Regions from separate parts of the Mus musculus genome. Here region 2 is linked to region 1. A link is a loop called in an ENCODE intact Hi-C map of the cell type or tissue named here. Cell type or tissue: gastrocnemius. All regions are shown on one strand. Each heading gives the region's core, and the rest is flanking DNA. Links, peaks and the distances in the headings are about the cores only.

Evidence for each region. Peaks named below come from ENCODE experiments on the same cell type or tissue, not always from the same donor. Only the 100,000 strongest peaks of a DNase experiment are listed, where the experiment ranks them.
Region 2: a loop joins it to region 1, with 2.9 times the contacts of the local background. A loop is called at or near these places in 22 of 42 quality-filtered maps.

Annotation. Positions count from the first base shown.
Region 1 is chr9:123,439,349-123,442,258 of GRCm38, reverse strand. It overlaps Lars2 (leucyl-tRNA synthetase, mitochondrial), which reads right to left. Exons shown (of 21, transcript NM_153168.3): 14 at 658-795. Among named protein-coding and RNA genes, the nearest start is that of Gm40586, 23 kb to the left of the region's middle. In gastrocnemius, for the core only: a CTCF peak has its summit at 1,357 (motif pointing right); no DNase peak of the experiment used is centred there; H3K27ac peaks cover 957 bases.
Region 2 is chr9:123,157,753-123,160,662 of GRCm38, reverse strand. No RefSeq gene overlaps it. Among named protein-coding and RNA genes, the nearest start is that of Gm23323, 3.2 kb to the left of the region's middle. In gastrocnemius, for the core only: CTCF peaks have their summits at 1,158 and 2,058; DNase peaks (open chromatin) are centred at 1,158 and 2,058; H3K4me3 peaks cover 205 bases; H3K27ac peaks cover 526 bases.

The DNA of each region.
Region 1 (2,910 bases), core at 204-2,703:
GCTGGTCTCAAACTCAGAAATCTACCTGCCTCTGCCTCCCAAGAGCTGGGATCTTTCAGAGGGTCTATAAATGCTGGGGCCCTGAGATAGTCTCTCCATATGGCCTAAAGCTCACTATGCAGCCAAGACCTGCCTCAAGTTTGCAACCGTCCTTCTGTGTTGGCCGATTGAGTGCTAGGATTACAAAAGTATACCACCCTTTCTTACATCTTTTGAATGTTATGAGGAACACATTATAAGCCAGCAGGAGAAAAACTTTCAATGGATTTGCAATGCCATCTTCTGCTCTGATACACAAGTGTTAGAGTGATGTACTAGAGACGGTTCTGCCAAGCTTAGAGGTACAGTTTACCCAGAGTGACAAGCATGTGAGATGCTTCAGGAATCATATAACATCACAGTGCTCCTCTTTCCTTTACAAGTAAAAACCTCAAATTACTTAACAGACAGATGCACTGAAAGCCGGATTTCACACCAAATGATTAAGAGGTTTGTGTAAATGGACCTCAAATTGTAAAGACCTACAATGGCCTCTAAAGCATATATGAAAAACAGATTTTATTTTGTATACACAAATTATCTTGATTCCCAACGGATACCTGTTTCCAGTTACTGCTTGTGAACAGAACTGTTTTGTAAAGTACAACGAATGCTCACCTGTGCTTCACCATCTTTTGGTCGTGGCAAAAATGACTGAGGAATCGTGCATAGAACAAGTGCATGACAGCATGTTCCTTTCCTCCGATGTACAGATCCACGGGCATCCAGAAGTCTGCCAGTGCCGAGCCAAAAGGACTGCGAGAGAGATAAGCAGGCATTTTAATGTCTTCTTTGCCACAACTATATAAATTAAAGCTATGTGTGCTCATCCCTTGAAAATACTAGTGCCAGAAAATATGACTTTTTTTTTAAACAAAAGAAAAATGTACATAATAAGTGAGAAAAGGAGAAGCATTGACTGGACCACAAGCCATCCTCTGACCTCTGCATGGCTCACGGCACATGTGCACACACGCGCGTGTGTGCACACACACACACACTAAACAAATGTAAAAAAAAGGTAATTTTTGAGCCAGGCAGTAGTGGCCCACACCTTTAATCCCAGCACTTGAGAGGCAGAGCAGGCAGATCTCTGAGTTCAAGACCAAACTGGCTTACAGAGCAAGACCCAGGACAGCCAGGGCTACACTGAAAAACTCTGTCTCTAAAAAAGAAAAAGAAAAACGACAAAAAAAAATTTTTTTAAATAAAACAAGAGCAAGAGAAAAAAATACCAGCAACAAAGCATCTCTGTAGGATGTTTATTTGAATGGCTAGTTTTAATTTTTAGTATGACTATTGAGATTTTTAAAATTTTCACCAATAGAGGGCAATAGTAGCATTTATAATAGAAACTAGCATGCTATTAAATGTTCATTTTAAAACAGAAATCAATCTTATTTTTAAAGTGCTTTGAAATAGCCAGCAAGAGTACAAATATGGCTTACTGAAGGAGTGAAACTTATCTAGGGCCTGTTATAAGACATCCCAGTAACTCCCTCATTTTCTGGATGCTTGTGACCAACATGGATATCAAAGATCAGACTTCCTCCTACTCCTGTCCCCTAATGTACAGAGGGGAAGGACTCGCCAGGTCATCTATCTGTTGGCTGCTGCCTTGAGAAAGAGCCACTGTGGCTGGGGAGTAGGCCTCCCTGTTCCCAAGGCAACCTCCATTCAGAAGTTAACTGAGGAACTCGCTTTGGAGGATCTGTGCTCCCTGGCTTTAAAATTTCAGACTTTTCTCCCCAATGCCACAAAGTATTTTCCTGTAGCCTGCTCTTGACCAGCCGGTTCTGAAACACAAACGGAAACTGCTGGTGGTAGGCCAGGAAGCCTAGCCAAGCAGTGTAGCTCTTAGCATAGGCCTCTTTGCAGTTACAACTGTGCTAGCACTCTCAAAAAAAAAAAAGGCAGAACAAGTCTCCCAAATTAACCAACTAAATGAGCAAATAAATTTCCAACTACCTTTCCTTTTTCTTTATGAAAAAAAATAGTTTCTTAAAGAAATCCAACTGCTGCTTGGCATTATAGCATAGACCTTTAATCCCCAAACCTGGAAAGCGGAGACAGGCTGATCTCTGTGAGTTTAGTGCCAGCCTGGTCTACATAGCAAGTTCCAGGACAATCATGACTACACAGTGAGGCCCTGTCTCAAATTGAAAAAAAAAAAAAAAAAAAGTAAGTAAATAAATGAATTCAACTGCTGCTCTGGGCAACAGTAAAGCCAAAGTTGAGGGTGGTATTTAGCTCACAAACAAATTCGGGATAAATGATGTTAACTATTCAATTTATGTTCTACCTAGGCCACCGCTCTGGAAGATTCAAGACAATGCTGGATCCGGGGGCAGCATGGCAGGTGATGTGTGAAGCTGTGCTGTTCACAGAAGGGCTATGTAGGGCTCAGGACAGCTGGGACGCAGCCTGAGAAGGGAACCCTCCCTCACACTCCTCTATGGCTCACGTGGAGCTGCTCTCAGGTTCCCAGTCTCCTTGCATCTTTCTGTTTACTCAGGCTCTCACTAATTTCTGAAATGAACACAAATTATGGAACCACAACTCTGCTGCTCAGAACATGGCTTGAGCATCTGTCTAACCAGAAATACGCTACTGTGCTAAATCCAGAATAGGAGAGTGCTTCCTTTGCTTATTTTTGACAAAGATCCTTTGAGCCTCCTGCCTCCTGCCTCAGTCTCCAGTGCCCAGAATGGAAGCCCTTCATATGTGGATAACACAGCTCCAGGGTATTTCTACCATGCTCAAGAGCAACCTGCTAAGGTCTGAAAGCAGTCTGTGTTCCTGGTTCCTACTGCTCTCTTTTCGGTTTCTATCTTGTCCAAGAAACAGACAGAAAAGTCAAACAGCACTTGA
Region 2 (2,910 bases), core at 86-2,585, 280 kb after region 1:
ATTCCAACTCTGTCCACTTTGTTCTCAGATGGTATCTGATATGCAAAAGGTTCTGCCCAGGCAATGAGACAGCATTGCCTGGATCTCCTATGACATCAGGGGTTAGGTCACCCGTGGGAAGCACATGAGGGTGGAGGCAGAAATATTTCCTCCTCATCTCTGCACTCTAGATGGTATATTCTATGGAGGCTGTGTCCTTCACTCAGACACATCTGTGGATCCACTCCACAACCACAACCCGGTCCTTCTGCCTCCCTGGCTACTCCTTGCTTTTGTAGAGTTCAGAGGACTACATTTTCACTTTGGCTGGCCCTGCCTTTGAGCTTGGCTCTAGCAGCCCAGTGTTCTCTATTGCAAATGGAACAGAAGAAACCACGGTTTTGAGTCTGTGTCTTCCCCCAAGGCCACAGGACTAGAAAGCTGCAGAGTTGGACTCTAAGTCAAGAATTCCTTCCTAACCCAGAGCTACTACTGTAAAAGAACTAAAAAGCTAGTTCATGGTTTACCCAGTTAAGAAAACCCTAACATTTAGAGCAAGCTCAAATTACCCTTGCTATTGACCTGGTATTTAAACTTGCCTGTCTTCATCCAAAACCACTTTCCTACTACATTGCTTAGCTTTGTTTGTTTGTTTGTTTGTTTATTATGTATATGAGTATTTTGCCTGTATGTACATCTGCACACCAGAAGAGGGCATCGGATTCCAAGGAACTACAGTTACCGGTAGTGGTGAGTAGCCATGTGTGAGCTGGGACTTGAACTCAGGAGCTCTGGAAGAGCAGCCAGTGGTCCTAAACACTAAGCCATCTCTCCAGCCCAGCTTAGCGCTACTCTTAACACAAAAATAGAAGAGCAACTCGAAGGACCAAGACCAACCTCGTCCTATTGTCTCTGAACTTCAAAACCCAAGAATTACACCACAGGAGCTGGGTGGGTGGGGAAGAGCGAGCAAGGCAGGTGCTTGGCCATCTTAGGCCCCGGGTTTAGGCTAGTGGACTGTTTGGAGGCGTACTTTGCACCCAGCTGCTTTCTACAGAGGACAGAATCTCACAGAGTTCATCTTCAGCCAGCTGAGAGACCTTAACCTTTCCTGTAGCAATGTAAAGAGTTGTATTAGTGTAGCTGTATTCACAGTGCATGAGACAACAGCGCCTCTTGGTGGAGAAGGAGGGAGTTGTTCTGAGAGTGGGTTTATCCAACTTGATATAACAACCTATGCTCATGGGTCACTGGCTCGTGAAAAGCAAGTAAGGAAGAAACTGGCATCAGGCCTCAGAAATAACCCGAAAACTCCGAATGGAATTGTATTTTTATACAATTCTGTATTTCCAATCACAAACACACCAACACCAAGTGCTGTCTCCCCTTTTAAATTCATTCATTCATTCATTCATTCATTCATTCATTCATTCTGTGTGTTTATGTTTCGCTGGAGTTTAAACCCAAAGTCTTAGGCATGCTAAGCAATCATTACAACACTGAACTACAGCTACAACAAATGCCTCCACCGGCACTTGCGAAAAATAAAAATGGAAACTGTTGGGGTGACTAAATTGGTAGGACTGAAAACTGTTTTATGACAGTGTTGAAACCTCAGAGACTTTTAAGGTACAGGTCAAAAGGGTTTCATCATTGGAAAGTATCTTGTATAGTGATCAGCTAACAACTTAGGCTCTTTGCAAAGGATTGAAAAGTAACAAATTAGCAAAATGATTCTCAGTGGGTCTTAGAGCAGCCCACCACGGGAAGATCGGGGGTTGGCCTTTGCGGAGGGAGGATTTCCTGAATGAAACCTGGAACTCAAACCCAGAGTCGACCTGGACAATGCAATGTTTCTTTCTTTAAAAAGAAAGAGAGGGAGGGAGGGAGGGAGGGAGGGAGGGAGGGAGGAAGGAAGGAAGGAAGGAAGGAAGGAAGGAAGGAAGGAAGGAAGACACAGCTGGGAGGTCAGGTGGACTGAGTTTGGAGTGCGCAGGTGTTCTAACCCTGAAACACTACAAGCTGATGAACAGGAAATCATTCTCTTTGCCACACTGCCCTCTTCCGATGGAAAAAGGCAATGTTTATCACCTGCCTAGATCGCCTTTCTACCAAGACCCACAGCTTCTTGGGAACAGCACGATTTCCATAATGGTGGTTAAAGAAATCTGACCAGAACTCTTTGGAATCAGAGCTCTTAGCTGGCTGACCATCCCGAGAACAGGCTTCACTCTTAACACTAACAGCTGTGGCTCCTCACTCTGCCCATGACTTGAATCCCATACAACGATGTCCCAGTGCTAGGCAGTCTGGTGGTGACATATACAGCTCCATACAAGCTTTCTCCTGCCCCAGTCAATCACACTATCATCAGAGCTGGGTCCACAGAGGTGGTCTAGGCCAGGTCACACTATAAGCCACTTGAGGAAGGGGAGGCATGAGGCTACTGTGTTTCATTTTTGGAGAGTTCTCGTCATGTGAGACCAGTATTCCATGGTGGTGGGAAGGCCCAGGCCTGTAGAATCAGCCCGGTTATAACAACACATACTGTCCTGGGTGAAAAAAAAATAAACCAGACTACATATAAGTTCCTGCAGTATGGTAGGCTCAGTGATTCTCTGTGCTGATAAGAAGCAATGTGGAACCCCTGGCTGGCTGTAAGCAGTGGGAGGGAAAGGAACACACTAGCCAGGCAGTGTTGGCAACTGTTATATTTGGCTCCTGGACCAGCCTCCTGGGACAATAGAGGCAGATGGGAATCTTCTTGGGAAGGCTTGATACTCCACTCATCCTTTACTCCACAAAAGCCCCCTGCATGCCTATGTTTCTCCCAGATGGATCCCCAACAAGAGAAGGGATAGCCCCACCCCATATCCCAAACATGCCTGCCAGAATTGGAGTGTGTGTTGTAGTCCAGCAGAGGGAATTAGT